Linked DNA regions of Homo sapiens: region 2 is linked to region 1. Evidence: chromatin loops called from intact Hi-C (ENCODE). Cell type or tissue: breast epithelium. All regions are shown on one strand. Links, peaks and the distances in the headings refer to the core of each region. The heading gives the core; the rest is flanking DNA.

Evidence for each region. Peaks named below come from ENCODE experiments on the same cell type or tissue, not always from the same donor. Only the 100,000 strongest peaks of a DNase experiment are listed, where the experiment ranks them.
Region 2: it touches region 1 in a loop (25-fold over the local background); 2 of 110 quality-filtered maps call a loop at or near these places.

Annotation. Positions count from the first base shown.
Region 1 is chr17:29,370,052-29,386,074 of GRCh38, reverse strand. No RefSeq gene overlaps it. Among named protein-coding and RNA genes, the nearest start is that of TAOK1, 12 kb to the left of the region's middle. RefSeq lists an enhancer at 15,791-16,023 and a silencer at 15,890-16,023. In breast epithelium, for the core only: no CTCF peak of the experiment used is centred there; a DNase peak (open chromatin) is centred at 6,439; H3K27ac peaks cover 650 bases.
Region 2 is chr17:29,307,750-29,323,772 of GRCh38, reverse strand. No RefSeq gene overlaps it. Among named protein-coding and RNA genes, the nearest start is that of NUFIP2, 22 kb to the right of the region's middle. In breast epithelium, for the core only: no CTCF peak of the experiment used is centred there; no DNase peak of the experiment used is centred there.

The DNA of each region.
Region 1 (16,023 bases), core at 4,216-8,215:
GGCCAGGGAAGGGTACATGACCCAGAGCCCAAGCTGGACCACTCAGAGATGTTCATTTGGATTTTATATACTGCTTTGTGAGAGTGAGAAGTTTTGCTTTGCCTTTGGGCTCATAAACTGGGATGATGTAAATCTAGACTTTCTATGGAGTTCCTCCCACACAGACCCCATCTCCCTCATCCAGCATCCCTCTGTTGCATAAAATAAACTACCAAGATGCAAGCTTTCCTCCATATGATCTATGTGAAGCCTGCTTAAATTGCTTATAGAAGCATGTCTATGGTTCATAAGCTCCAAGTTCTGATCTCATCCTCACAAAGTCTCAAATGCCTTCAAATTCTACATTTACAACATTCTAACATTTCTGTGTTGAGTAAATTTATGAAGAGGAGAAATAAAAGGCAAGTTTCATGGTAACCATTTACATGGTGCCATATGATATCCGGGCCAGACCTCTGTCCCTTCTTCGGGGGTTTCTGGGCAGTGAGTAGGAGAGAGCAGGTTATGTAGGAGAGGTTGTTTAAAACCTGAATTTTGAGACACTCACTGTCTCTAGTGGGTATAATACAACATATCAGTAAAGGAAGCATTTGATTTTTTTTTTTTTTTGATACAGAGTCTCACTCTATTGCCCAAGCTGGAGTGCAGTGGCACAATCTCGGCTCACCACAACCTTTGCCTCCTGGGTTCAAACAATTCTCGTGCCTCAGCCTCCTGAGTAGCTGGGATTACAGGCATGCACCACCATGCTGGGCTAATTTTTGTATTTTTAGTAGAGAAGGCGTTTCGCCATGTTGGCCAGGCTGGTAACGAACTCCTGGCCTCTAGTGATCTGCCCACCTTGGCTTCCCAAACTGTTAGGATTACAGGCATGAGCCACTGCACCTGGCCAAAGGAAGCATTTGATTAAAACAGATATTAGAAATTTTCCTGATTCATTTCCTGTGTGTAGACAGTATCCATGACAGCATTCAGTGTTGAGGTGTATTAAAACTAGGTGGCAGCAGTGGGAAGCACCCAAGTTCACCAGCTGTATCCCCTGACCCAGTATGGACACTCAACTTTATAACAAAACCCAATCTATAAAGAAAAATACCCAGGGATTGGGAGCTGGGTGTGGTGTGTGGAGAGACAGAAAAAAGGGAGACAGAGTCAAACACTTAACAAAACTTTTTAAGCTCCTGTGGCACTGATTTTTCAGTTACAGGGCCTAATATATTTCTTTTTTCCCACCCTTAAGCTGATTTGGGCCGGGCACAGTGGCTCACGCCTGTAATCCCAGCACTTTGGGATGCCGAGGCGGGCGGATCACGAGGTCAAGAGATCGAGATCAGCCTGGCCAACATAGTGAAACCCCGTCTCTACTAAAAATACAAAAATTAAGCCAGGCATGGTGGCGCACACCTGTAGTCCCAACTACTTGGGAGGCTGAGGCAGGAGAATTGCTTGAACCCGAGAGGCGGAGGTTGCAGTGAGCCAAGATCACGCCACTGCACTCCAGCCTGGCGACAGAGTAAGACTCCGTCTCAAAAAAAAAAAAAAAAAAAGCTGATTTGAATTGTCACCTTCAACCACAAGACTTCTTTTTTTGTTTGTTTGTTTTTTTAAGACAGAGTCTTGCTCTGTCACTCAGGCTGAAGTACAGTGGTGATCATAGCTCACTGCAGCCTCGAACTCCTGAGCTCAAGGGATCCTCCACCTTCAGCCTCCCAAGTAGCTGGGACTTACAAGCACACACAACCATGCCCAGATAATTTTTTATTTTATTTTTTGTAGAGACAGGGTCTAGCCATGTTGCCCAGGCTGGTCTCGAACTCTAGCCTCAAGTGATCCTCCTGCCTTGGCTTACCAAAGTCATGGGATTACATGCATGAATCAGTGCACCTGGCCCCAAAAGACTTCCTACTAGTATATTACTCCTATTTAGTAAAGAGAAGTCCAAAGAGGAAGCCTAAAGAAAATCCCAAGCCAATAAAATATTAACTTATTTTATGTTTTGATTGCCAGCTGTTTGTGTTTCATATGATGTGTGGCAGAAATCTGGTAGGAATTCATGTAGATTTTTTTAAATCCTGGCAGATGTCAGCCATAGCAAAGGGCATAATAAAATCACCAACTCGTCCTGAAGATACATTCCAAAAACCTCTCAGTCCACAAACATGCTGCCCAACCCTTCCTATAGCCACAGATGTCCCAGACAATCAACCATGATGCACTGATCATGGGATGCCTGCCAGAGGGTAGTGTCAGAGAAGTGGGATGAATATTTACCTCCTTGCACATACACAGTAATAGCTAACACTTTAAAACATTTTCCATGGACTAGGCATGGTGCTAAGCACCTTACATGTTACTTAATCTTACTTACTTAATCTTCACATGACCCTCTGAAGAAGGTAATATTAACCCCATTTTACAGATAAAGAAAAGAATCCTCAGCTTGGTTATGAGAATGACACAAAGTAAGGGCAGCTACCGACATTAGTAAGTGATGGAAGTGGAACTCCAAAGTCAATGTCTTTTTTTTTTTTTGAGACAGAGTCTCACTGTGTTGCCCAGGCTGGAGTGCAGTGGCACAATTTCAGCTCACTGCAACTTCTGCCTCCTGGGTTTAAGCAATTCTCGTACCTCAGCCTTCTGAGTAGCTGGAATTACAGGAGTGAGCCGCTATGCCCAACCCAAAGTCAATTTGTTTTTGTTTTTGAGACTGAGTCTCACTCGTCTCTAGGCTGGAGTGTGGTGGCGCTATCTCGGCTCACTGCAAGCTCCGCCTCCTGGGTTCACGCCATTCTCCTGCCTCAGCCTCCCGAGTAGCTGGGACTACAGGTGCCTGCCACCACACTCGACTAATTTTTTTTTTTTTTTTTTTTTTTGTATTTTTAGTAGAGACGGGGTTTTACCGTGTTAGCCAGGATGGTCTCGATCTCCTGACCTCGTGATCCGCCCACCTCGGCCTCCCAAAGTGCTGGGATTACAGGCTTGAGCCACCGCGCCCGGCCTAGGTCAGGACTTTCTTATATCAAGTTGTATTCTACCAACTGTTACGTACCTTGGCCCAGTATTTATCTATTCTTGTAGGTTAAAATAGAAGAATATGCTGCCTCCATGTGCAGGGCATTTTAAAAGGATTGGCATTTTAAAAAGATTTTCACAAAATGGATCACATTATATGAGAATATGGAGCTCAAGAAGCAACTCCGTACATGATCAGCTTTATTTTCCAGCCTGTAAAACCACACTTCTATCAGGCATCCTTCTGTAGACATGTTTGAGTGAGATGGGCAACAGAGCAAGACTCTGTCTCAAAAAAAAAAAAAAAAAAAAAAAAGGCTGAGCTTGGTGGCTTACGCCTGTAATCCCAGCAGTTTGGGAGGCCGAGGCAAGCGGATTGCCTGAGCTCAGGAGTTTGAGACCAGGCTGGGCAACACAGTGAAAACACGTCTCTACTAAAATACAAAAAAATTAGCTGGGCGTGGCAATGTGCGACTAGTCCCAGCTACTCAGGAGGCTGAGGCAGGAGAATTGCTTGAACACGGGAGGCAGAGGTTGCAGTGAGCTGAGATCGTGCCACTGCACTCCAGCCTGGGTGACCGTGCGAGACTCTGTTTCCAAAAATAAAAAATAAAAATAGAGACAGGGTCTTGCTTTATTGGCCAGGTTGGTCTCAAACTCTTGGCCTCAAGCAGGCCTCACACGTCCGCCTCCCAAAGTGCTAGGATTATAAGTGTGAGCCCCTGCACCAAACCTGCTTTTTGTTTGTTTGTTTTAAAAGCTCACAGCCAGCCACAGTGGCCCACAGCACTCCAACCTGGGTGTCAGAGTGAGACTCTGTCTTGAAAATAAAAAAATAAAAATTAACTCTAAGGATCAGAAAAGGAAGCTATCTGCTTCAATGGGATGTGTATATGATTTGTTCTCAATACTACCTCTTGTAGTAAGGGTCCTTGCTCTTTGAGTTGGTCATTCCTCTCTTCACCTATGTTGTCAACCACTCTCAAATGGCAACTCCCCCTCAGCATTAAAAACATGCCCTAGTTTCTTCTTCTTTGGGGAGAAAAGAAAGATTACTTTCATCTCTCCTGTCTATAGCCAAGCTTCTTGGAATTCCAAATTATCTATCTTCCCACCCCCCTCTACTAATATTGATCTTGCCAAGGTCAAGACTGACTTCCTGGTTGCAATGTCTAGTGAAGTCATTTAATAGTTTTATTCCTGTCATCTGCAATATTTGACGTCATTGACAGTCCTTCCATCTTGAAACTGTGTTCCTCCTTGGCTTTTTCAACACCACTCAAAACCAGATTTCCTTCCACCTTCCTGTCCTGGCAGGGTCCTCTTCCTTCACCTACCCCTTAAAAGATGCCCCTCCAATCCTCATCTATTTTCCTGAAATTGTTATAGCAAGAATGTTCTCTTCTAGTTATTTCATACATTTGGGAGTGGAAAGAGATTCAGGCTTTCCCTAGTATTTTTTAAATTTTTTATGGAAAATTTCAAACATTCAAAAGGAGTGCAATAAATAATAAACTTCCAGGTGTTCATCACCTAGCTTCAACTAGTATAAACACTTTATCATTATCTTTTACCTCTTCTCCCATAAACCTTTATTCTCCCTGCTGGAGTTTGTTATTTTTTTAATTTATTTTAGAGACAGGGTCTCGCTCTATCATCGAGGCTGGAGTGCAGTGGCACAGTCATAGCTCACTGCAGCCTCAAATTCCTGCGCTCAGACAATCCTCCCCATCAGCCCCCCAAGTAGCTAAGACTACAGGTGTGTGCCACCATGCTCAGCTAATTTTTAAAATTTTTTTGTAGAGATAGGGGTCTCACTATGTGTCCCTGGCTGCTCTTGAACTCCTGAACTCAAGCAGTCTTCCTGTCTTGTCCTCCCAAAGTGCTGGCATTACAGACATGAGCCATCACACCCACTCAACACCCCCTGGAGTATTTTTATTTATTTATTTTTTTGAGACAGAGTCTCACTTTGTCACCCAGGCTGGAGTGCAGTGGCACAATCTCGGCTCATTGCAACCTCTGCCTCCCAGGTTCAAGCGATTTTCCTGCTTCGGCCTCCTGAGTAGCTGGGATTATAGGCCTGTGCCACCACGCCAGCTAATTTTTTTGTGTTTTTAGTAGAGCATGCTCAGCTAATTTTTTTGTATTTTTTGTAGAGACAGGGTTTCACCATCTTGGCCAGGCTGGTCTCGAACTCCTGACCTCGTGATCCACCCGCCTCGGCCTCCCAAATGCTGGGATTACAGGTATGAGCCACCTCACCGAGGCCCCTGGAGTATTTTTAAATAAACCTCTTATAAATCATCATAACATTTCACCTGTATATACTTCAGTATGTATCTGTAACAAAGACCTTTATTGTAGCATAACCACAATATCATTATCACACCTTTACAAAATTAAAAAAATTGTTTTCTTTGTTTTTTTGTTTTTTTTTTTGAGATGGAGTTTCATTCTTGTCACCTAGGCTGGAGTGCAATGGCGCGATCTTGGCTCACTGCAACCTCCGCCTCCCAGTTTCAAGCTATTCTCTTGCCTCAGCCTCCCGAGTAGCTGGGATTACAGGTGGGCGCCATTGTGCCTGGCTAATTTTTGTATTTTTTTAGTAGAGACAGGGTTTCGCCATGTTGGCCAGGTTGGTCTTGAACTCCTGACCTCAGGTGATCTGCCCACCTCGGCCTCCCAAAATGCTAGGCATGAGCCACTGTGGCCGGCCCCCGTCTCTATTTTTTTTTTTTTTTTTGAGACAGTCTTGCTCTGTTGCCAGGCTGAAGTGCAGTGGCATGATCTCAGCTCACTGCAACCTCTGCCACCCGTGTTCAAGTGATTCCCCTGCCTCAGCCTCCTGAGTAGCTGGGACTACAGGTGCGTGCCACCACGCCTGGCTAATTTTTTGTATTTTAGTAGAGATGGGGTTTCACCCTGTTGGCCAGGATTAGTCTCGCTCTCCTGACCTCGTGATCCATCTATTTTTAAAAAGAAAGAAAAAGCAACTGTACTAATTTTTACTATTATTTCCTCTCCTTTTGAAAGGCTATGTTAAATTCCCATACTGCCATGCCACTTCTGGCTTTGATGACTTTCACTCCATTATTACACCATAGGGGCAACCCTTATTGCTCAGGACACACATGAACACAGAGATTTTCCCCATCACTGCTAAGAGACCCAACAGTCTGCTTTGGAATTAGATAATGCATTGAGAAAGCTAGCATTTCTCTCAGATCAGACTCTTTGAATGATAGGAGGAACATAAGATTGAGAAACTTTCGTTCCCTGGAAGAGAACACGCCAGTTGTGAAAAGCCCAAAGTTGTAAATTGTCAGATGGTGACTGCCTGGGAAACCTATCAAGATTCCTAACAGCTCAGCTGAGAACCTAATTACCAGTTACAAAGAGAGACAGGAAAAACGTGTTGTCAGAGTGCGCCTGGTCAGAGAGAATGAAGTATGATGTCCCAGCCTCATCACCAGCCTCCTTCTTGTTTCGACTAGAACAAAACACATTAGTATAATTGACATTACACATGTTTATTATCCGGAACAAAGGAACCATGTCAAACCATAACTCTGTGTCAGCTGAATCTTTGGTAATCACATAAACTAAACAATGGCATTTGACCTGATTGTGCAAAAACACTTCCGGGATTCTCAGTGCCAAGGATAATACCATCCTGTACTTAACTTTTCACCTGGAGTTTACACAAACTTCAACGAATCCTCTTAATTTCCTGGAGTGAAGAGGAGCAGTAATCTTTTGTTCTAGTGAAGCCCAGAGAGGGATAAGAACTTACCTAAAGCCACACAATCAGCAAACCAGCATCGTATTTTCTTTTCTTTTTTTTTTTGAGATGGAGTCTCTCACTCTGTCGCCCAGGCTGGAGTGCAATGGCACGATCTCAGCTCACCGCAACCTCTGCCTCCCAGGTTCAAGCAATTCTTCTGTCTCAGCCTCATGAGTAGCTGGGATTACAGGTGCCTGCCACCACACCCGGCTAATTTTTCTTTCTTTTCTTTCTTTCTTTCTTTTTTTTTTTTTTTTTTTTGTATTTTTGTAGAGACAGGGTTTCGCTGTGTTGCCCAGGCTGGTCCAGAATTCCTGAGCTCAGGCAATCCATCTGCCTCGGCCTTCCAAAGTGCTAGGATTACAGGTGTGAGCCACCGTGCCCGGCCTCAGCATCTTATTTTCTAAGGAAAATAAATTAGTATCAACCATGCTGCAGCACCAACATGAGGAAACCAGCACTCTTCACCAAGAATCCCTATATTGGGGAAAACCAACGTTAGTGTATTCACATGCTAGTTTTTACAAAGACTTCTAGTCTTGCAAAACTCACCCACACTTCCCACTCTCTTACCTCACTGGTATCAGCAGCAATTGAGCGTGAATGCTAACTTTCTCAGTGGGAGATTTTTTTTTTCAGTTGTTGAAAACAGGGACCTGGCACTTACAGCAACAGGGGGATAGAGAGAGAATTAATATTTATTGGGGACCTATTATATTCCAGATAGTATGTTTTACCTCTATCTAATCTGTAAGCCAGCTGGCAAAGTAGATGCTACTATAGATATCATCAGATGCCATACCTGGAGTTCATAGAGTTTAAGTAAATTGGCCAAGCTCACATCTTTAGTAAATGGCAGAGCAGAATTTTTAGCTTTTTATTTATTTGTTTATGTACTTTTTTTTTTTTTGAGACGGAGTCTCACTCTGACGCCCAGGCTGGAGTGCAGTGGCGCAATCTCGGCTCACTGTAAGCTCCGCCTCGCGGGTTCATGCCATTCTCCTGCCTCAGCCTCCCGGGTAGCTGGGACTACAGGCGCCCGACACCACGCCCGGCTAATTTTGTTTTTGTATTTTTAGTAGAGACGGGGTTTCACCGTGTTATCCAGGATGGTCTCCATCTCCTGACCTCGTGATCTGCCCGCCTCAGCCTCCCAAAGTGCTGGGATTGCAGTCGTGAGCCACCGCGCCCGGCCTGTTTATGTATCTTTTAGAACAGGGTTCGGAGTCTCACTCTGTCACCCAGGCTAGAGTGTGATGGCACTATTTTGGCTCATTGCAACCTCCGCCTCGTGGGCTCAAGCGATTCTCGAGCCTCATTCTCCTGAGTAGCTGGGATTACAGGCGTGTACCACCACGCCCAGTTAATTTTTTGTATTTTTAGTAAAGATGGGGTTTCGCTGTGTTGGCCAGGCTGGTCTCAAACTCCTGTCCTCAAGTGATCCACCCACCTCGGCCTTCAAAGTGCTGGGATTACAGGTGTGAGCCACCGTCCTGACCTAAAGTCTGTGTTCTTTATAATGCACAGTGCTACCTCAGTAGAAGAGAAGGAACTATGGGGACCTCCCAAGAGATAAGGTTGATGAAATGAGCGACTCTGAACTCCCAGTACTTTTGTTTTTATTTATTTATTTATTTTTTGAGACGGAGTCTCGCTCTGTCGCCCAAGCTAGGGTGCAGTGGCGCGATCTCGGCTCACTGCAAGCTCCGCCTCCCGGGTTCACGCCATTCTCCTGCCTCAGCCCCCCAAGTAGCTGGGACTACACGGGCGCCCGCCACCACGCCCGGATAATTTTTTGTATTTTTAGTAGAGATGGGGTTTCACCGTGTTAGCCAGCATGGTCTCGATCTCCTGACATCCTGATCCGCCCACCTCGGCCTCCCAAAGTGCTGGGATTACAGGCGTGAGCCACCGCGCCCAGCCAAGAACTCCTAGTATTTTTGATTGTCCTATACACATAAGGATTAGAATTGCCTGGCACAAATAGAAGGCATTTGGGCAAAATACTCCATCAGATTAATAGATACTACAGAGAAAAGGAAACTGGGTTGGAGAATGGGAGATTGGAAGGGAAATGAAGTGGATGAAGAGAAAGAAGGATCAGGAAGGGAATATGCCTAGGAAATTTAGTGAGTAGCTTGGGGTTGTTACCAGAGACCTTCCACTAGGACCCACAGAACAGTGCAGAAGCCGATACTCTTTTTTTTTTTCCTCTCTCTCTACTCACCATTTATTTTGTCTTCTGTAAAAGGATTAGCAGGATGGGCTCAGTGGGAAAGGAGGCCCCTGTGGGATCCTGTTACCAGCCATCTGTGTTCTGTTCTTTACTTTTGAACAAGACGGCTCCAAAACTCTGAACTGGAGAGGGAGTTGGAGCTGCATACAGATCAGCAGAGCTGTTGCTAACAGCTCTGACGCCTGCAGAATGACTCAACCCTCTGTGCCTGGCAGAGTCAGCTGTGGTCCCCTGGAGCCTCCTACTCTAGGGAGAAAATCAGAGATGTGGGGAAGTGGCTTGGGGAAAGGGAAGGAGGACCCTTGATCTTGGGCAGGAATTCAGGCTGGAAGGATAGATTGGGACACTTGAGTCTTCATTTAAGAGTTCCAGCTAATGATGGGGGAGGGATTAAAGATGACAGTGAGGAAAGCACAATCTTCTGTATACTTTAGCTTCTCCCCAAAAAGAGTATACTGTCTGGAGGATGGCAGTCAGTAAAAGCCATATGGCTGTGTCACCAGGAATTCATCCCAAACAGAAATCTCACTCACCTCCCTGGTGAATTTTATTCAGGTACAGGCAGCTCCTGCTGTTCCCTCACTTTCTGAGGAGCCCAAAGACTCTTTTTGTCCCTACAGGGCACCATTAATACTTAACATTTTCAGTGCTGAACAGTTGCTAGCTTCAGACCTCTCCTCTGGTCACTTACTCAGATCTCTCTTAGACGTAGGCAATTAGGAAGAAGAAACCATGCTGGAAAGCTCCTAGGTAAGCCTTCCTGTTTGTTCTGGTCTTTGTTGCTTGTGTATGGGTCATGCCAAGAGTTGTCTGGATTAACCCTATATCAATACTTAAACACCCAGCTCCACCCCGCTCCCCAAACAACCCCAGCCTTCCCTCAAAGAACTTTCCTTTTTATTTGGCTCCTAATCATTCACTAATAGACAGCCCCCCAACTTTGTCTTTTGGGTGCCATGGCAACTCAAAGAAACGGTTGACACTGCCAATAAAGGCATCTGCAAGAGCTCCCTAAAGCCAGACTCCTTTAAAAACAATAATACACTAGGGAATCACCACTATATCCACCCTTCCTACCACCCCACATACACACCCTCAATTGTTGGCTTTAGGGAGAGACTCACAGTTCTTGGAATAGCTGAGAAAGTAGCTGCTTTGCCCCATATGAAAGGTTTTCATACTCTAATACAATTCTTCCCTTAGACATTAGCCTATAAATCAAACCTACCTACCAGGTGTCCATGGAATTTTTTACAAAATAAGTCTGCATGTGCCCTTTACTGATTTTCATTTTTCTGTGCCTATAGGAAGAATCTGAGTATATGGTATTTCAGGGATGAACTTCTGGCTAGTTTCCCACAATGAGGAGACTCTTGATGGCCTCATATAATATGTGTGAAAGTGCTTTTAGATAAGTGCTCAAATATTCATATTAACTAGTATTCCCTGTCCTCGTTCCCCTTTAGTTCAGGCTATATAGTATAGTAGTTAAGCTCTGGGACTCTGGAGCCAAATTTCCTGGATTGAATCTTCTACTTTGCAACTTTTCGTAAGCCTTTCTCTGTCCCTCACCTTTCCCCATCTGTAAAATGAGGAAAATACGAGTATCTACTTCAGAGGATTTTGGGGAAGATTAAATAAATTCAAATCTATAAAGTGCTTAGAACAGTAGCTGGTTTTATATGCTGAACATCTTTTGTATATCAAGTTTACTACTAGACACAGTATGCTGCTGGGAAACACAGACAATGTAACCTGTCCTCAAAGAGTTAACAGCCTGATATTCTCTGGGTAAAGAGAGACAAACCAATATGTAGGTAATGTGACAAGTGCTTCTCTAAATGAAGAGAGAAAACAGAGGAGAGAGCCAGAAATTTACCCTTAGAGGATGGCTGGGTTTTCCCAAAACAGAGAAATGGTATATCATTTAGGAACTCTGGGTTGCAAATAATAACTTGCTTCATTTCGTTCAACAATTTTATTTTAAAGATCTATGTCACAGAAACTCAGGAAAACTAAGAGCCCAGTAGAGCAAGAGATGGCATTTTTATTGTTTTCACTCTGATGTTCACTCATTAGCATGACTTAGCTATTTTCCTCCTGGCAGGGCCTCTTCCACCAGTACTGATTGATTCTTTATTCTTCCTTTCAGATGAATGTTCTCTACCTCATAGTTTCTACTTCCTTGTAGGTTTCCTTGATTCCTCATGGCTCTGAATTTATCTTAATATTAATAGCTTTTCTTTAGGTATCATTTCAGCTTGTGTTCTTATCATTCGAAGCTGCATCCTCGGGCTGGGTTCGGTGGCTCATGCCTGTAATCCCAGCACTTTGGGAGGCCGAGGTGGGTGAATCACTTAAGGTCAGGAGTTCGTAGACCAGCCTGGCAAACATGGTGAAACCCCATTTCTACTAAAAATACAAAAATTAGCTGGGCGTGGTAGCAGGTGCCTGTAATCCCAGCTACATGGGAGGCTGAGGCAGGAGAATTGCTTGAACCTGGGAGGCAGAGGAGGTTGTAGTGAGCCAAGATTGTGCCACTGCACTCCAGCTTGAGTGATGGAGTGAGACACTGTTTGAAAAAAAAAGAAAGAAAAAGAAAAAAAAGGCTCATTCTCTCCTTTTGCTAACTCAAAATTTAAACATTAAGAGAGGCTGGGTGCAGTGGCTCATGCCTGTAATCCCAGCACTTTGGGAGGCCAAAGCCGGGGGATTGCCTGAGCTCAGGGCTTTGAGACCAGCCTAGCTAACATGGTGAAACCCCATCTCTACTAAAAATGCAAAAATTAGCTGGGTGTGGTGGCAGGTGCCTGTAATCCCATCTACTTGGGAGGCTGAGGCAGGAGAATTGCTTGAACCCAGGAGGCAAAGGTTGCAGTGAGCCGAGATCGTGCCATTGCACTCCAGCCTGGGTGACAAGAGCGAAACGCTGTCTCAAAATAAATAAATAAATAAATAGGCCAGACGCGGTGGCTCACACCTGTAATCCTAGCACTTTGGGAGGCTGAGGGGGGTGAATCACGAGGTCAGTAGTTCGAGATCAGCCTGACCACCATAGTGAAACCCTGTCTCTACTAAAACTACAAAAATTAGCCAGGCATGGTGGCACGCACCTGTAATCCCAGCTATTCAGGAGGCTGAGGCAGGAGACTCGCTTGAACTTGGGAGGCAGAGGTTGCAGTGAGCCGAGATTGCGTCACTGCACTCCAGCCTGGGTGTCAGAGCAAGACTCCGTCTCAAAAAAAATAAAATAAAATAAAAATAAAATAAATAAAGAGAATCTGGGCCAGGCGCAGTGGCTCACATCTGTAATCCCAGCACTTTGGGAGGCCAAGGTGGGGAGGATCCCTTGAGCCCAGGGGTTCGAGACCAAGCTGGGCAAAACCGTGAGACCCCATTTCACATATTTTTAAAAAATAATAAGTTTTTAAAAAGAGAGACAGTGTCTGATCAACCTACTCCTTTTTAATTGCCAGATATGTTGGAAATTGCTAGCCAGGTCCTGGATTATCCACCATTGCGTCAGATGCCAATTCTGGTCCAGTCAGCTAAGGCAAAAGGGACATAACTATGGCTACCTAGAGGCTGTCTCTTCAACAGAGGCTGTGGGTGGGAAAGTTTCCCTTGGGAAGGAAATGTGGATGTAGCAGTCATGATGTTCTGTCTAGAAAAGAAATAAGAAACAACATGTACAAAGAGCATGGGAAAGAGAAATGCAGTGTCTGGAGTTGATTCAACAGATATTTACTGAAGGATTGCTAAATGTCAGTCACTATGTAAGGAATAGATAACAAATGCTTTGAGGAGTGTTAGGATGCCATGGGAGCCCATTGCAGGGCCATCCGAACAAGACATGGGATGTCAAGAAAGGCTTCTTAGAGGAAGGAAACTCCACATGGGACCAGATAGAGAAGTAGGAATAAAAAGGAGCATGGCAGGCTGGGTGCGGTGGCTCACGCCTATAATCCCAGCACTTTGGGAGGCCAAGGTGGGCGGATCACCTGAGGTCAGGAGTTTGAGACCAGCCTGGCCAACATAGTGAAACCCCTTCTCTACTAAAAATACAAAAAGTTAGCTGGGGGCGCGGTGGCTCACACCTGTAATCCCAGCACTTTGGGAGGCCGAGGCAGGTGGATCACGAGGGGAGGAGTTCGAGACCAGCCTAACCAACATGTTGAAACCCCGTTTCTACTAAAAATACAAAAATTAGCTGGGCGTGGTGGCACGTGCTGAGTAGCTGAGTAATCCCAGCTACTCAGGAGGCTGAGGCAGGAGAATTGCTTGAACCTGGGAGGCAGAGGTGGCAGTGAGCCGAGATCACACCACTGCACTTTAGCCTGAGTGACAGAGGGAGACTCCGTCTCAAAAAACAAAACAAAACAAAACAAAACAAAACAAAACAAAAAATTAGGTGGGCTTGCTGGCACATGCTTGTAATCCCAGCTACTCAGGAGGCTGAGGCAGGAGAATTGCTTGAACCCAGGAGGCAGAAGTTGCAGTAAGCTGAGATCGCGCCATTGCACCCCAGCCTGGGCAACAAGAGTGAAACTCCATCTCAAAAAAAAAAAAAAAAATTAGCTGGGCGTGGTAGCGGGCTACTGTAATCCCAGCTACTTGGGAGGCTGAGACAGGAGAATCGCTTGAACCTGGGAGATGGAAGTTGCAGTAAGCCAAGATCGCGCCATTGCCATTGCACTCCAGCCTGGACCAAAAAAAAAAAAAAAAAAAAGAGCATGGGATTCCAGGATCTGAAAGAAACTTAATGAGACTGCCAGAAAATGAGGGGGAATAGCAAGAGATATACAGGGACTATGTCATTCAGGTGCTAAAAACTGTAGTTACCATTTACTGAACACAGAACGGAACACTGTGCTCATTATTTTGTATGTATTAGTTTATTTAACCTTCTCAACAATTCTATGAGGTAGGAATAATTATTGTTCATATATATATATTTTGAGATGAAGTCTTGCTCTGTCGCCCAGGCTGAAGTGCAATGGCACAATCTCGGCTCACTGTAACCTCCACCTCCTGGGTTCAAGTGATTCTTCTGCTTCAGCCTCCCCAGTAGCTGGGAATACAGACATGTGCCACCATGCCCAGCCGATTTTTTTTTTCTTTTTTTGTATTTTTAGTACAGACAGGGTTTCACCCTGTTGCCCAGGCTGGTCTCAAATTCCTGAGCTCAGGTGATCCACCTGCCTCAGCCTCACAAAGTGCTAGGATTACAGGCGCCAGCCACCGTGCCGGTCCTCTTTTTTTTTTTTTTTTTGAGATGTAGTCTCGCTCTGTCACCCAGGCTGGAGTGCAGTGGCACAATCTCGGCTCACTGCAACCTCTATCTCCCAAGTTCAAGTGATTCTCCTGCCTCAGCCTCCCTAGTAGCTGGGATTACAGGCACCTGTCACCACGCCCAGCTAATTTTCTGTATTTTTACTAGAGATGGGGTTTCACCATGTTGGCCAGGCTGGTCTCCAACTCCTGACCTCAAATGATCTGCCTGCCTCGGCCTCCCAAAGTGGGATTACAGGTGTGAGCCACTGTGCCCGGCCTATTGTTTACATTTTTAAGATGAGGAAACCAAAACTCAGTGAGATTTACTAATTTACTAATAATCACATAACTAGCAAGTGGCCAAACTGCTAATAAATGAAATTATATTTACTTTGTGGGTCATATTCAGAATATAACGGTATTTATTTTAAGAGCAATGGGAAGCCATTGAAGGGTTTTAAAGCAAAATTGCATTTGGGAAAGATCATTCTTGCTGCAGAGTATAAAATGGATTGTAATGAGCAAAAGGAGACGTAGGGAGACCACTTGGGACCCCACTGCAGACCAGGTGAGAGATGGTATTAACTTGGACTAGGAGGACAACAGTGCTATGGATGTAATCATTCATTTATTATTTTGATCAATAAATATTGAATGAGCTCCCATGAAGAGTGCTAGGCAGTAAAGATACAAATTTGAGGCTGGGCACAGTGGCTCACACCTGTAATCCCAGCACTTTGGGAGGCCAAGGTGCATGGATCACGAGGTCAGGAGATTGAGACTATCGTGGCTAACATGGTGAAACCTCATCTCTACTAAAAATAAAAAAAATTAGCCGGGCGAGGTGACAGGCGCCTGTAGTCCCAGCTACTCGGAAGGCTGAGGCAGGAGAATGGCGTGAACCCGGGAGGCGGAGGTTACAGTGAGCCGAGATTGCACCACTGCACATTGCAGCCTGGGTGACAGAGCGAGACTCTGTCTCAAAAAAAAAAAAAAAGATACAAATTTGAGCAAAGTAGACATGGTCCCTGCCCTCAAAGAGTTTCTCTAAGAGATAGAATAGACAGGAATTAGTGGTGAGTTGCATGTGGTACTGATGGAAAATAAGTGGTCTGGGATGATTAACTGACTTCCAGTTGTCTCCGACACCTATGTTCCTTCTACCACACTACTTCCCCAAGGATTTGTATTGTAGATGAAGAGCAGGGGACTGAAGGGCAGAGTTATGAGGGAAGACCAAGGCGAATTTGGGAAGAGCTTGTATGCCATTCTCATCAACTCAGACTTTATTCTGGAAACTTTAGGGAGCCATTGAACATGTGTAAGCCAGGAAATAGCTTGGACAGATATATGTGTTAGCAAGATCAAGATTTCTTATCCTTTAACACTTAGAATTCCTACAGGGCTAACTAGGCAAGGATGAAAACATGCTAATCTTCTTTTCATATTCTACCCTCTAGTGGCAAGAGGAAAAACAGCAAGTCCAACTCCACAGGTTTGTAAGGAGCAGCCAGCTTTGATTTGCCCTGCACGTCATAGCTCAGAAAGTTTTGCTGCTCATACAATCCTCAGCAAAGACCATCCATTCATTCCGGGATTCCCCCAGCTCATGGACACAGGTCGGTCTCTAACTACAGACAGCCTTCTTCTGGAAACTCTCACCAGCCTGATTTCTAAACTCCCAGTCCACCTTCACATTGTTTGCCTGTTTTCA
Region 2 (16,023 bases), core at 6,771-10,770, 65 kb after region 1:
CTCCTGCCTCAGCCTCCCCAGTAGCTGAGACTACAGGCGCGTGCCACCACGGCTGGCTAATTTTTTGTATTTTTAGTAGAGACGGGGCTTTACCATGTTAGCCAGGATGGTTTCGATCTCCTGATTTCATGATCTGCCCTCCTTGGCCTCCCAAAGTGCTGGGATTACAGGTGTGAGCCACCATGGCCAGCCCCCTCCTCCCATTTTTTTCTTTCTAACAGAATCCCAGTTTTATTAAGATACAGATATCTGGGTCCTCCCTATCGCTAAGAGGTGAATTTTCATTGGTCTAAGCCAGTCAAGGTTTAGGCATGAGCATGTGACATAATTACGGCTAATGATATATAAAAACAGTTCTGCTGGCGGGAGTGAGAATGTCTTTGAGGAAAGATTTTTCATGCTAGTAATAAGACACCTACAGAATGAAATGATTCTTCTTCTATTTGTTTTTCTTTTTCTTTCTTTTCTTTTTTTTTGGGGGGGACGGAGTTTTGCTCTTGTTGCCTAGGCTGGAGTACAATGATGCAATCTTGGCTCCCTGTAACCTCCGACTCCCAGGTTCAAGAGATTATCCTGTCTCAGCGTCCTAAGTAGCTGGGAGTACAGGCATGCATCACTATGCCTGCCTTTTCATATTTTTAGTAGAGACAGGGTTTCACCACATTGGCCAGGCTGGCCTCGAACTTCTGATGTCAAGTGATCCGCCTGCCTCAGCCTCCCAAAGTGTTGAGATTACAGGCGTGAGCCACTGCACCCAGCCTGAGCCTCAATTTTTTAATCCATTAAATGGTAATTCTGATGGCACCTACTTCATTGGGTAACTGTGAGAATCAAGAAAGAAAGAAATAGAAAATTACTTATATAGCATCTAAGATCTCTTTTGGAAGCTCTTATTAAATAGTAGGAACGTAATACTAAAGTATCACCCACTTATCACCTTATGTAGCTTTCCGTAGAATTTTACTACCATAATTTGTTTAACTAGTTCCTTATTAAAGGACTTCAGAAGATAATAGTGGTCAAGTGCATTTGGCTTTGGTGTTGGGCAGATGTGTGTTTAAATCCCATCTCTATCACTTATTATCAGAGTAACTTTGGGTAAGTGACTTTAACCTCTCTCATCTTCAATTTTTTTATCTGAATTGTGAAAATCATTAACCTATAATTTATTCTCATGATTTGCAGATTCTGTATTTATGAATTTGCTTACATGCCAAAATTTATTTGTAACCCCAAAATCAATACTCATGATGTTTTTTCACTCATTGCTTGACACTACAGAAGAGGAAAACATTTGAGCTGCCCAAAATGCATGTTCCTAGCCAAGGTGGAACAAGGCAATGTTTTGCCTTCTTGTTTTAGCTCTCATACTGTAACAAGTATCCTCGTTGTCGTCTATTTAGTGCCATGCTTTCTACATTTCTGTGCTTTTTATTGGTGATTTCACTGTTAAAATGGCCCCCAAGTGTATTGCTGAAGTTCTGTCTACAGTTCTTAAGTGCAAGAAAATTGTGATGGAGAAAAGATGGAAAAAAGATGTGTGTTAGATAAGCTTCATTCAAGCATGAGTTATAATGCTGCTGGCCATGAGTTCAATGATTTTTTTAAATTTAAATTTAAATTTTTTTAGAGATGAAGTCTCACTATGTTGCCTAGGCTGGTATCACACTCATGAGCTCAAGGGATCCTCTCGCCTCAGCCTCCCAAAGTGCTGCAATTACAGGCATGAGCCACCAAACCCAGCCATGGGTTTAATGTTAAGGAGTCAACAGTATGTATTGAACATAATGTCTTTGATTGGTTGATGAAAATATTGTTATCAGAGGCCAGGCACGGTGGCTCATGCCTGTAATCTCAGCACTTTGGGAGGCCGAGGTGGGTGGATCATGAGGTCAGGAGATCGAGACCATCCTGGCTAACACGGTGAAACCTCGTCTCTACTAAAAAATACAAAAAAAATTAGCCGGGCGTGGTGGTGGGCACCTGTAGTCCCAGCTACTGGGGAGGCTGAGGCAGGAGAATGGCATGAACCCAGGAGGCGGAGCTTGCAGTGAGCCGAGTTCGCACCACTGTACTCCAGCCTGAGCGACAGAGCGAGACCCCATCTCAAAAATAAAAAAAGAAAATATTGTGATCAGAGGCTCGAAGGAACCTAACCCTGTGTATCCCCTAGGAGCAATGGCTTGCTATTCACTAATTCAGTGTTCGTGGATACTTTATAAAATACAACTACTAAAAATAGGCTGTGCGCGGTGTCTCACGCCTGTAATCCCAGCACTTTGGGAGGCCGAGGCAGGTGGATCACCTGAGGTCAGGAGTTGAGACCAGCCTGGCCAACATGGTGAAACCCGGTCTGTACTAAAAATACAAAAAATGAGCCGGGCATGGTGGCAGGCGCCTGTAATCCCAGTTACTTGCAAGGCGGAGGCAGGAGAATTGCTTGAACCCGGGAGGCAGTGGTTGCAGTGAGCCGAGATCACGCCATTGAACTCCAGCCTGGACAATAGAGCAAGACTCTGTCTCAAAACAAACAAACAAACAAAAAATACAACTACTAAAAATAACAACAATTCACTATCTCATACATAGTGTAGTTGCAGGGCTTAACTAAACTATTGCATGCAAGTGTTCAGCAAATTATGGTAACAAACAAATTATGGTAGTAAAATTCTATGAAAAGCTATATAAGGTGATAAGGGGGTGATACTTCAGTATTACATTTCTACTATTTAATAAGAGCTACCAAATGGGAGTTAAGGACCAATGCAGAATGGTGGTAGAGGTTGGGGTGAGACTCGCTCTGGATATATTCTTGTCAGTTTGATTCTGACACTTATCCAGGTACCACATGGCTCAAAGCAAGAGTTTAAGTGAAAACCATGACGATCTAGAAAACTTACAAGAAAACTCTCAGGCTAAGCCAGTGGATTCCCATTGAGAAAGCTTCAAATAGAGCATTTCCTTGCAAATAACAGTTTACTTTCACAAAAATAGGTGACCTAGCTCATGATCATAATTAGCCTTCTGGAATTGAATGACAATTGCTAATGCGCGAATATAATTCTCTCCTTTCACTTCCTATACTGGTAGGGAGTTTCTACTCTTCTTCCTCAGAATGTGCATTTTAATAGTAAAAATGCCACATTTTGTTGATTATTACCTGACATACATGCTTACGTAACATCATAAAAAGGGCAAGTATTGTGCAGATGAAATAGAGTGAATTTTCACAAGGGATTCAGGAAGGAAATCCATTATTCTCATTTTGAAGATGCTGAAACAAGGCCCAGCAATAAAGTTAAAGTTAGGTGTCAGACCTGAGAAAGACCTGTGCTGCTGCCATCTGTGCACTGTATCATTGCACTGTGCTCTGTTCTTACTGGGATGAGGAACAGTGAAGCCTACACACACCTTTCCATAAGAGGTTGCACTGGTCTTCTTTCAGTTACCCCAAGGCTCCAAGCTTTTTTTCTATCTTAATGGCCTTTGTATTGGCTCACTGCAACCTCCGCCTCCCAGGTTCAACCAATTCTCTGCCTCAGCCTCCCGAGTAGCTGGGATTGCAGGCGCCCACCACCACACCCGGCCAATTTTTGCATTTTTAGTAGAGACAGGGTTTCATCATCTTGGCCAGGCTGGTCTTGAACTCCTGACCTCGTGATCCACCTGCCTCGGCATCCCAAAGTGCTGGGATTACAGGCATGAGCCACCGTGCCTGGCCCCTCCCCTAACTCTTATCTTTTGGGTCCTGGTTGAGATGTCAGAGAGACTGTTTAGGTATCCCTCTCCTGCCCTACCTCCCTCATTCTCTTTCACAGTATTTTATACTTTCCTCCAGAGTACTCATCACAATTTGCAATTATATGTCTATTTGTGTATGTATTTGTCTTCTCTAACAGGCTCTTAGCCCTATGTAGGCAGGGATACCATCTGTTTTTGTTGTTGTCTTTTTGTTTTGTTTTTTGTTTTGTTTTGTTTGTTTGTTTTGAGACAGGGTCTTTCTCGCTTACCCAGGCTGGAATGCAGTGGCGCGATCTCAGCTCACTGCAACTTCCACACCCACACCCCATGGGCTCCAGCAATCCTCCCACCTCACCTTAGCCTCCTGAGTATCTGGGACCACAGCTGTGTACCACCACACCACCACACCTGGCTATCTTTTTGTTATTGTTTTTGTTTTTGTTTTAGATGGAATCTCTGTCACCCAGGCTGGAGTGCAGTGGCACGATCCTAGCTCACTGCAGCCTCCACCTCTCAAGGTCAAGTGATTCTCCTGCTTCAGCTTCCTGAGTAGGTGGGATTACAGGTGCCCACCACCATGCCCAGCTAATTTTTTGTATCTTTAGTAGAGGTGGGATTTCAACATGTTGGCCAGGCTGATCTAGAATTCATGACCTCAGGTGATCCACTGCCTCGGGCTCCCAAAGTGCTGGGATTACAGGTGTGAGACACTGCACCCAGCCTATTTTTTTTTTTTTGTATTTTTAGTAGGATCTCACCATGTTGCCCAGGCTGGTCTCAAACTGCTGGGCTCAAGTGATCCACCCGCCTCAGCCTCCCAAAGTACTGGGATTACAGGCGTGAGCCACTGCACCCAGCCCCCCATCTGTTTTGTTCTTCATGTTAACGCAATGCCTAACACAGTGCTGCATGCTGCATGTATAGCAGGCTCTTAAATACATATTAATTGAGAGAATAAATGAATAAATGAATGAAATGTTGTTTATTACATGCTACTCTGGTAAAGGATAGCTTGGGGTAGAAATAAATGTTACTAACAATATTTAAATGATTGATGTTGGGTTTAAGCATCCTCTACCGTCACCCCATCTCTACCCTCACCATCAAGTAGCATTTGTCTACCACATCTAATCTCCTAGTGCCAAGCCCTAATCTCTGTATATTTGGAGACTAGTTTTTGGAACAGATACATGTACCAAGACTGATTCAGTTTACAGGATTTTAGGCTTAGAGGTTCTTACTGAAATAAAGTTTGATTTCACATTATTCTGGATTAACTCCAGGCATTCACCATTCAATGTGAATAATTCAATGTTATTCTGGAGTAACTCCAAGGCATTCACCATGCAAAGGAAAAGACATTTGTTTTGTTTTGCTAAAACTGAACTTAAACTATATGAAAGACACAGCTGCATTTATAGATAATTTTGTGCATTTTAGGTATCCAAGAGTGGGCATTGTTTTTGGGTGGACATAATATTTCTTTTCTTTTTTCTTTCTTTCTTTCTTTTTTTTTTTTTTTGAGACAAAGTGTTACTCTGTTGCCCAAGCTGGAGTGCAGTGGCACCATCTCAGCTCACTGCAACTTCCAAATCCCGGATTCAAGCAATTCTCCTGCCTCAGCCTCCCAAGTAGCTGGGACTACAGGCATGTGCCACCATGCCCGGCTAATTTTTGTATTTTTAGTAGAGACAGGGATTCACTATGTTGGCCAGGCTGGTCTCGAACTCCTGACCTCGTGATCTGCCCTCCTTGGGCTCCCAAAGTGCTGGGATTATAGGCATGAGCCACCGCAACCGGCCTAAATAATATTTCTATTTGTACTGATATCCTACAAACTTTGTATTATATAGTTTAATAATGTATTTTTTCTAATTGTAAAAACAAGTATGTTCTTTGTAGAAATTTTAGAAGTTGCAGAAAAGCATGAAGGAGAAGCAAAAAGTAGAAAGAAACAAAAAATATCACTCAGAATCTCATCATTAGAGATAATCCTTGCTAACATTTTGGTATAGTCTCTCTCAGCCTTATTTCTTTTCTTTTCTTGCTCTCTCTTTTTTTTTTTTGTTTGAGACAGGGTCTTGCTTTGTCACCCAGGCTAGAGTGCAGTGGTGCAATCATGCCTCACTGCAGCCTCAACCTCCTAGGCACAAGCAATCTTCCCCACTCAGCCTCCTGAGTAGCTGGGAATGCAGGCACATGCCACCATGCCTGGCCAATTTTTTTTTTTTTTTTTTTTTTTTTGAGACAGAGTCTCTCTCTATCACCCAGGCTGGAGTGCAGTGGCACCATCTCAGCTCACTGCAACTTCCGTCTCCAGGGTTCAAGTGATTCTCATGCCTCAGCCACCTGAGTAGCTGGGATTCCAGGCTCATGCCACCTGCCTGGCTGATTTTTGTATTTTTAGTAGAGATGGGGTTTCACCATGTTGGCCAGCCTGGTCTCAAACTCCTGACCTCAAGTGATACACCTACCTTGGCCTCCCAAAATGCTGGAATTACAGGCATAAGCCACCGCACCCAGCTGCCTGGCTAATTGTTTACATTGTTTGTAGAGACACAGTTTCACCATGTTGCCCAGACTGGTCTCAAACTCCTGTGCTCAAGCAATTTGCCTGCATTGGCCTCTTAAAGTGCTGGGATTACAGGTGTGAGCCACCGTGCCTGGCCAGCTCAGCCTTATTTCTATGTGTATGTTTGGGTAGGTGCACACATATATTTATGATAGTTATCACCTGTAATCCCAGCACTTTGGGAGGCCAAGGCTGGCGGATTGTTTGAGGCCAGGAGTTGGAGACCAGCCTAGCCAACATGGTGAAACCCCACCTCTCCTAAAAATACAAATAATTAGCTGGGCATGGTGACACATGCCTGTAATTCCAGCTACTCAGGAGGCTGAGGCACGAGAATCTCTTGAACCAGGGAGGCAGAGGTTGCAGTGAGCCGAGATCACACCATTGCACTCCCAGCCTGGGTGACAGAGTGAAGCTCTGTCTCAAAAAAATTATCACATACATAAGGATATACTAGTTATTTACTGAATATGCCAGGAAACTTCATTTCCTTTTTAAACATATTAACTCTTGTAATCCTCTCAATAGTTATATGAGAAGATATTTTTATTCTTACTTTATAAATGAGTAAACGGAGGCTGAGAGTATCAATTTATTTGCTTAAGGTCATGTCATTAGTAAATGGTAGATCTGAGATGCAAATCTAGATCTAAAAGTCTATAATCTCAATCATTATGCTATATAGCTGTGTGTACATTTCTATGTTTTAAATCAAACTGGAATTACCATAGAAATAATTTTGTTTATTTTGAGATGGGGTCTTGCGCTGTCACCTAGGCTAGAGTGAAGTGGTGCAATCACAGGTCACTGCAGCCTCAACCTCCTAGGCTCAAGCAATCCTCCCACCTCAATCTCCCAAGTAGGCCCGGCACGGTGGCTCATGCCTGTAATCCCAGCATTTTGGGAGGCCAAGGTGGGCGGATCACCTGAGGTGGGGAGTTAGAGACCAGCCTGACAAACATGGTGAAACCCCATCTCTACTAAAAATACAAAAATTAGCTGAGTATAGTGACGGGCGCCTGTAGTCCCAGCTACTCGGGAGGCTGAGGCAGGAGAATCGCTTGAACCTGGGAGGCAGAGGTTGCAGTGAGCAGAGATCACACCATTGCACTCCATCCTGGGCGACAGAGCGAGACTCCCTCTCCAAAAAAAAAAAAAAAAAAAAAAAAGTCTCCCGAGTAGCTGGGACTACAGGCATGCACCACCATGCCTGGCTAATTTTTTGTATTTTTTTCTAGAGATGAGGTTTTACCATGTTGCCCGGGCTGGTCTGGAACTCCTGGGCTCAAGTAATCCGCTTGTCTCAGCCTCCCAAAGTGCTGAAATTACAGGTGTGAGCCACCGCACCCGGCTCTTATAGCATTTCATATGTTTTACTAACTTAATTTTCATGACTTTATGATCTATAAGATTAAGGAATATAAATGAATGAATAAGATATTGTTTATCACACATACACACACTGGTATAGCTTGGATTGAATAGATGTTCTGATGTTTGAGATTATTTTAATCATCTTAATTTTTTTTTTTTTTTGAGACAGAGTCTCGCGCTGTCGCCCAGGCTGGAGTGCAGTGGTGCGATCTCGGCTCACTGCAGCCTCCACCTCCCGGGTTCAAGCAATTCTCCTGCCTCAGCCTCCCAAGTAGCTGGGACCACTGGTGCGTGCCACCATGCCCAACTAAGTTTTTGTATTTTTGGTAGAGACAGGGTTTCACTGTGTTAGCCAGGATGGTCTCGATCTCCTGACCTCGTGATTCACCCGCCTGGGCCTCGTGAGCCACAGCACCCGGCCTTTTGTCTATTTCTATATGAACTGTTTTCTTTGCTTTTAAAATGCTGTCTACTGCTTCGAAAGATGATCATCTGGGTTTTATTCTAAAAGTGCCTACCTTTAAATTTTAAAAAAACCCACCTATTTTCAATGTTAAAATGAAACAGCAGCTCTTGATTTCTCCTGTGTATGATTGGGGTATTTAGCATACTTTTATTTTCCCTCATTCTTTACCTCCCACTCCCAACCCTCCCAGCTCAGTTTTATTAATATTGTTTGTCCTTTTAAACCTTTATTATTCTTCTTGGAAAAAGACATTTCTTTTTTTACATTACAATTTTTTCTTACAAAAGTTATTTTGGACATTTAAGTAAAGTTCTATTATGTATAAGTCCTTTTATAGTTCTTTTTTGTTTCTGTTTTTTGTTTTGTTTTGTCTTGAGACGGAGTCTCGCTTTGTCGCCCAGGCTGGAGTGCAGTGGCATGATCTCGGCTCACTGCAAGCTCCGCCTCCTGGGTCCACACCATTCTCCTGCCTCAGCCTCCCGAGTAGCTGGGACTACAGGTGCCTGCCACCACGCCTGGCTACTTTTTTGTATTTTTAGTAAAGACGGGGTTTCACCGTGTTAGCCAGGATGGTCTCGATATCCTGACCTCGTGATCCACCCGCCTCGGCCTCCCAAAGTGCTGGGATTACAGGTGTGAGCCACCACGCCCAGCCTCTTTTATAGTTCTTTTTTATTCTTAAGTTCTCATTCAGCAAAAGTATATCTTTGAGCAGTTTTCTTTCAGAACAGATAACCTGGGTGGTATCATTTTTGAGTCTTTTATATCTGAGTACTTATTTCTGAGGTCTTCACAATTGCATGACAACTTAGCTGAATGTCGAATTCTTAAATTACCCTCAGAATTCTGTACTATATGCTTTAATGACTTGTGGCTTACAGGGTTGCAGAATTCTGCCTGGACTGGTAGCTCACACCTGTAATCCCAGCACTTTGAGAGGCTGAGGTGGGCAGATAATCTGATGTCAGGAGTTCAAGTCAGGCCTGGTCAACATGGTGAAACCCCCTTTCTACTAAAAATACAAAAATTAGCTGGGCGTGGTGGTGGGCGCCTGTAGTCCCAGCTACTCGGGAGGCTGAGGTAGGAGAATCGCTTGAACCCAGGAAGTGGAGGTTGCAGTGAGCCAAGATCACGCCACTGCGCTCCAGACTGGGCGACAGAGGGAGATTCAGTCTCAATAAAATAAATAAAATAAAAAAACAGAGTTGCAGAATTCTGAGGCCAGCTTGACTTTTGTTCCTCAGAGATTATTATTATTTTTTTTGAAACAGTCTTGCTCTGTCGCCTGGCATGATCTTGGCTCACTGCACTCCGCCTCCTGGGTTCAGCGATTCTCATGCCTCAGTCACCTGAGTAGCTGAGACCACAGGTGTGCACCACTATGCCGGGCTAATTTTTGTATTTTTAATAGAGATGGGTTTCACCATGTTGGCCAGGCTGGTCTCAAACTCCTGGCCTCAAGTGATCTGCCCACCTCAGCATCCCAAAGTGCTGGGATTACAGGCGTGAGCCACTGTGCCCAGCCTATAGCATCTTTTCATAGTCCTATGATCTTTCTCCATTTGTTTTTTTTTTGTTTGTTTTGTTTTTTGAGACAGTCTCGCTTGGTCACCCAGGCTGTAGTGCAGTGACACAATCGTGATTCGTTGTGGCCTCTACCTTCCTGGCTCAAGCGATCCTCGTATCTCAGCCTTCTAAGTAGTTGGGATGTAGAGACAGAGTCTCCTTATCTTGCCCAGGCTGGTCTCAAATTCCTGGCCTCAAGCGATCCTCCTGCCTCAGCCTCCCAAAATGCTAGGATTACAGACATGAGCTACTGAGCCTGGCCACCACTTGCTCATCTTAACATAAAGAGGTCTATGGTTGTCCAGCTTTCGATAATACTTAAATGAAGATTGCGGTGAATTCTATTAGAAACTGGAATGTGGCTGGGCGCAGTGGTGCACACCTGTAATCCCAGCACTTTGGGAGGCTCATCACTTGAGGTCAGGAGTTCAGACCAGTCTGGCCAACACGGTGAAACTCCGTCTCGACTAAAAATACAAAAACAAAACTAGCTGGGCATGGTGGTGCATGCCTGTTAATCCTAGCTACTCAGGAGGCTGAGGCAGGAGAATCGCTTGAACCTGGGAGGTGGAGGTTGCAGTGAGCTGAGATTGTGCCACTGCACTCCAGCTTGGACGACAGAGCAAGGCTCTGTCTAAAAAAAAAGAAAAGAACTGGAATGGGTCTTAGTATATCCCCTATCTTCCCTTTCCACTGCCCTCACCTAGTCTTCAACCCTGAGTAATGGGGTGTTCATAGAACTCTAATGGGGTGATAAGATATTTTATAGAAGTAGAATCTTGATCTGACCTCTCCTTCTAATTGGGAACGTCTATGTTCTAACTAGCAGAAATTCCTCAAAGTTTCTGGCATATGGAAAATTTTCCCTCTATTTTTATTCCTTTGATCATTTCAATGTGAATTTAGAATGAGGCAATTTAGAAGCCTGTCCTCGCAAAGCCATTTTATTTAAAAACCACAAAATAACACTTTTTTTCTGTGTGAAGAAGGTTAGAAAAAAAATGCTCAAGACTCATAATTATATGTAGTTTTAACATTTTTTCATAAAAGGTTTCAAATCCCTTGGGAAACTACATGGTCTAGTGGGAAATGAGAGAATGGATTCTGATTGTGATATGTAATTTCACTGCAGCTTTGAACAAACCATTTGAACTTCAGATTCTCTAATCTTAGATTTTCTTACGTCATAGTGTGACAGAGAAAGCACTATGAAAAAAATAAATGTGGAAGCTCTTTGAACTGTTCAAAGATAGACAATAAGGAAATCTGAGGGCTTTTTGTTATTGTTTGAATGCTATTATAGCTTTGAGCACTTTCGAGCTAGACCAAAGAGTGTGCGCTTGAGGGATAGCAGATGAGGCCTGGTTGCTGGGAAGCCCTGGTATGCAAAACAGCTCTGAAGTATAGTTGAGGTAGAGACACTGCTTTGGACACTGTCATCTTGTGTAAGATTCAAGACAGTGGTTGGCCGGGTGCGGTGGCTCATGCCTGTAATCCCAGCACTTTGGGAGGCTGAAGCGGGTGGATCACCTGAGGTCAGGAGAGACCAGCCTGGCCAACATGGTGAAACCCCATCTCTACTAAAAAAATATAATAATTAGCTGGGAGTGGTGGCACACGCCTATAATCCCAGCTACTCAGGAGGCTGAGGCAGGAGAATTGCTTGAGCCCGGGAGGCGGAGGTTGCAGTGAGCCGAGATCACGCCACTGCACTCCAGCTTGGACGACAGAGCAAGGCTCTGTCTCTAAAACAAAAACAAAACAAAACAAAACAAAACAAAAGACAGTGGTAAATGTAGTCTCACTTTTCTGTTAGGTCAAATTACTACACCAGATTTATCTGAAATTAGTTTGCCTCCCCTCTTTATGGAAATGAAGGCCTCTTGGTGGGTTAATTATGCCTCTGTAAACAACTTTCATACTTCTGGCCAGCACAGGCCACAGATGTTGTCTATTTTTGTGAGATGATTTGAAAGTGTGCAAAAAGAAACATCTGTATGGTTATCTCAGAAGTTTAAAGAAAATATCTTATTGTGCCAGGTAAAACTTTTCTGTTCTACCCCCCTTATGCTATTAATCCTTCCTGTATTTTATGATTCAATTGTTAAATGAAATTTCTATAAGATTCAGTATGGAATTTTCCTAATCATGGGAAAAGATATTATCCTCACTAAGATCCATGACACTGCAGCTATTTCTGCACTATGGAGATAAGTGGCTCTCTCTGTCATTAGTCTTAGACATGTGACTTTTTAGAAGTGATGGACATGAAATGAAGGAATAAGAATTTCTTCCTTATGGCTAGGCTCAGTGGCTCACGCCTGTAATCTCAGCACTTCGGGAGGTTGAGGTGGGTGGATCACTTGACCTCAGGAGTTTGCAACCAGCCTGGGCAACACAGAGAGATCTCATCTCTACAAAAATAGAAAACATCAGCCAGGCATGGTGGCGTGCGCCTGTAGTCCCAGCTACTCAGGAGGCTGAGGTGTGAGGATCACCTGAGCCTGGGGAGGTGGAGGTTGCAGTGAGCTGTGACTGCCCCACTGCACTCCAGCCTGGGCAACAGAGTGAGACTCTGTCTCAAAAAATTTTTTTTTCTTCCTTCTGTGCAACGTTGTGCAAATGCATCACACTTGTAACCTATAGGCCAAAACAGAATAGGACAACTTAATTGTTCAACAACTGATTAAATACCTGTTGTATGCCAGACACTGCACTAGGAGCTAGATATACATGAGCAGACAACACATAGTTCCCAGGGAGGAAAATTAATCAAATATATTAATTACATAAGGTGTTATGAAGAAAATGTATAGGATACAATACATGCAAATAAGAGTAGGAGAGGCAAGAAATACTTTGACAGGGCAGGAAGGAAAAGATTATTTGAAGTGACACTTAAATCAAGCCTTAGGATGAGCAGGAATCTACTATGGGAAGAGCAGAATAAACAGAATGTGCTAAGGCTCTGACTTGGGCAAAGCCCTAAAAGTCATGGTGAATGGTGGTGACACAGTGGTTGAGCAGAGAGTGAGATAAAATGAGCTTAGAGTGGAATGGAGTGATTAGATTTATGTTTTAAGATTACGCCATGTGTTTTGTGCAGGAATGGGTAGGAGTTTAAGAAAGAAAGTAGATAGGATGACAGCAAGACTGAGGGGGAAAAAAAGAATGAAAGTAGAGAGACCTATTAGGAGACTATTGTAGCTTAGACTAGGATGTAGAGGATATAGAAGGAAGAAAATCCAATTAGTATACATTTGTAAATAGAGTTGATAGATCTTATCAATGAACTAGTTGTGGGGGTGGGAGAAAAAGAAGAAACAAGTATACTCCTAAGTTTCTGGAGCAAGACACTGGGGAATGGTGGTATCATTACAGATGGTGAAGATCAGAGAGAAAGGGATTTGGAGAAGAAAAACTAAGAGTTTTTTTGTTTGTTTGTTTGTTTTTGTTTTGTTTTCTTTTGAGATGGAGTTTTGCTCTTGTCACTCAGGCTGGAGTACAGCAGCATGATCTCGGTTCACTGCAACCTCTGCCTCCTGGGTTCAAGTGATTCTCCTGCCTCAGCTTCCTGAGTAGCTGGAATTACCGGCACGTGCCACCAAACCCAGCTAATTTTTGTATTTTTAGTAGAGACGGGGTTTCAACATGTTGGCCAGGCTGGCCTCAAACTCCTGACCTCAAGTGGTCTGCCCGCCTCGGCCTCCCAAAGTGCTGGGATTATAGACATGAGCCACGGCGGCTGGCCAGAGTTTGGTTTTGGACATGATAAATTTGAATTGCTTGTGATGTATCTAAAAAGATACCACAACTGGACAACTGCATGTCTGGAGCTCAGAGGAGAGGACTGAGGACATATATTAGGAGTGAACACTACTGGGATAATATTTTAGCCCTGGAAATGGGTAAGATCTCCTAGGAAGACAATGTAGAGAGTAGAAAAGAGAGCCCATACCAGCACTAATGAGAGGGTAGGGAAAAAAGGAAAGAAAAGAAATCCCAGAATTGAGCCTGGAGAACTAACCAGGTGAACAGTTATGTTACTGAAAAGAAATGCTGAAAGAAATTAAGAGGAGCATGTGGTTTAGAGAGGAAATTGATGATTTATGTTTGGAACTTGACAAGTTTGGGGTCCTGACTGGGTTCCTGTCGTTCCTAATGTGGTGCCTGAGCAAAATATATAGGTCCCTTTTCAAATGTTAATGCTACATTTATAGTTTATTTTATGATTCAGTCTTATTGTATCTCCATGAATTTTCAGAATAAAACATCCCTAATCACGCCAGAGTTGGAGTCTGGAATGAGAGAAAACAACTTTACTAAGATCCATGATGCTGCAGCTGTTTCTGAATTATGCTGCTAAATGGCTTTCTATTTCACCAATCTTAGACAACAAGCAGCTATTTTATTTTAGTAATGGACATGAGATGAAGAAAGAAGGATTTGTCCAATGTTGAGCAAATACACTTTGCTGGCAGCACAGAAACTGAGGAGAACACAATGGTAATAGACATATATTGAGCATCTACCATGTGCCAGGCACTGTGCTAGGCTCTGGGGATAACTCAGAACATGACAGACAAGTATAGGAGCTTATAAACTAGTAAGGGAGATGGAAAAAAGTTAACTTACAGATAAAATAACTACAAATTTTGGTGAGTGGTGTGAAAGAAACAAATACAGGAAAAAAGCAGGGGATAGTACTTAGGGTCTGGATAGGATATTTAGGGCAACTTTCCTTGAGGAGGTGACATTTACTGATTCCTGAAGGATGGGGAGTCAGACATACCAAGATTAGGGGGTGATGAGCAACCAAATTGTCTTTTGCAGTATTTGGCCCTGAAAAGCTAAGGCAGGCCAAATAGCTTGTATTGGAATATTCAGTAGTGGTGCACCAAGAAGGGGGGTGGCTGGGAGTGATCTGATCCCATGGGGAGTATTTTATCACTGACAATTATAATTACCAGCTGGAGGCTGGGCATAGTGGCCCAGGCCTATAATCCCAGCACTTTGGGAGGCCAAGTCTGGCAGATCACTTGAGGTCAAGAGTTTGAGACCAGCCTGGCCAACATGGCGAAACCCCGTCTCAACTAAAAATACAAAAATTAGCCAGGCATTGTGCAGCATGCCTGTAATCCCAGCTACTAGGGAGGCTGAGGCAGGAGAATCACTTGAACCTGGGAGGCAGAGTTTGCTGTGAGCAGAGATTGAGATCCTGCTGCTGCACTCCAGCCTAGGTGACAGAGAAAGACTCCATCTCACTGACTCTGTTTCAAATAATAATAATAAAATAAATAAATAAAATTGCCAGCTGGGCAGGTGGCACACACCTGTAATCCCAGCACTTTGGGAGGCCGAGGAGGAAGACTGCTTGAGCTCAGGAGTTTAAGACCAGACAGGGCAACATAGTGAGACCTTGTCTCTCCAAAAATAAAAATAAAATAAATGAAATTAGCCAGGCATGCTGCCCCATGCCTGTAGTCCCAGCTATTTGGGAGGCTGAGATGGGAGGATCTCTTGAGCCTGCGAGGTTGAGGCTGCAGTATGCCAAGAATTGCACCACTGGACTCCAGCCTGGGTGACAGAGTAAGATCCTGTCTCCAAATAAATAAACAAAAATAAATAAAATAGGCCGGGCATGGTGGCTCATGCCGGTAATCCAGCACTTTGGGAGGCTGAGGCGGGCAGATCACCTGAGGTCGGGAGTTCGAGACCAGCCTGACCAACATGGAGAAACTCCATCTCTACTAAAAATACAAAAATTAGCTACCTGGGAGGCTGAGGCAGGAGAATCACTTGAACCCAGGAGGGTGAGGTTGCAGTAAGCTTAGATCATGCCATTGCACTCCAGCCTGGGCAACAAGAGCGAAACTCTGTCTCTAAATAAATAAATAAACAAATAAAATATAAATAAAATTGCCTGCACATGGTGATAATAAAAGGTAGGTGGACTTTTAGTCAGTTTTACTATTATTCTAAAATTCTCTATAGATAATGCCCCTATAGTGGACTGAATGTTGGTCCCTAGAAAGATATGTCCGTGTCCTAATCCCCCAAACCAATGGATATCACCTCATAACGGCAAAAGAGTTAATACTACCTTATGTGAAAAGATGTGATGAGGGATTTTGAGAATAGGAGCTTGTCCTGGATTATCTGGGTGGTCCTTAAATCCAATGACAAGCGTCTGTAAGAGTGAGTCAGAGGGAGATTTGATGGACAGAAGAAGTGACAATGGTCTGCAAATTCAAGATAGAAGACATTGTTGGATGAATTGATGGATGGAACGATAGATGGATAT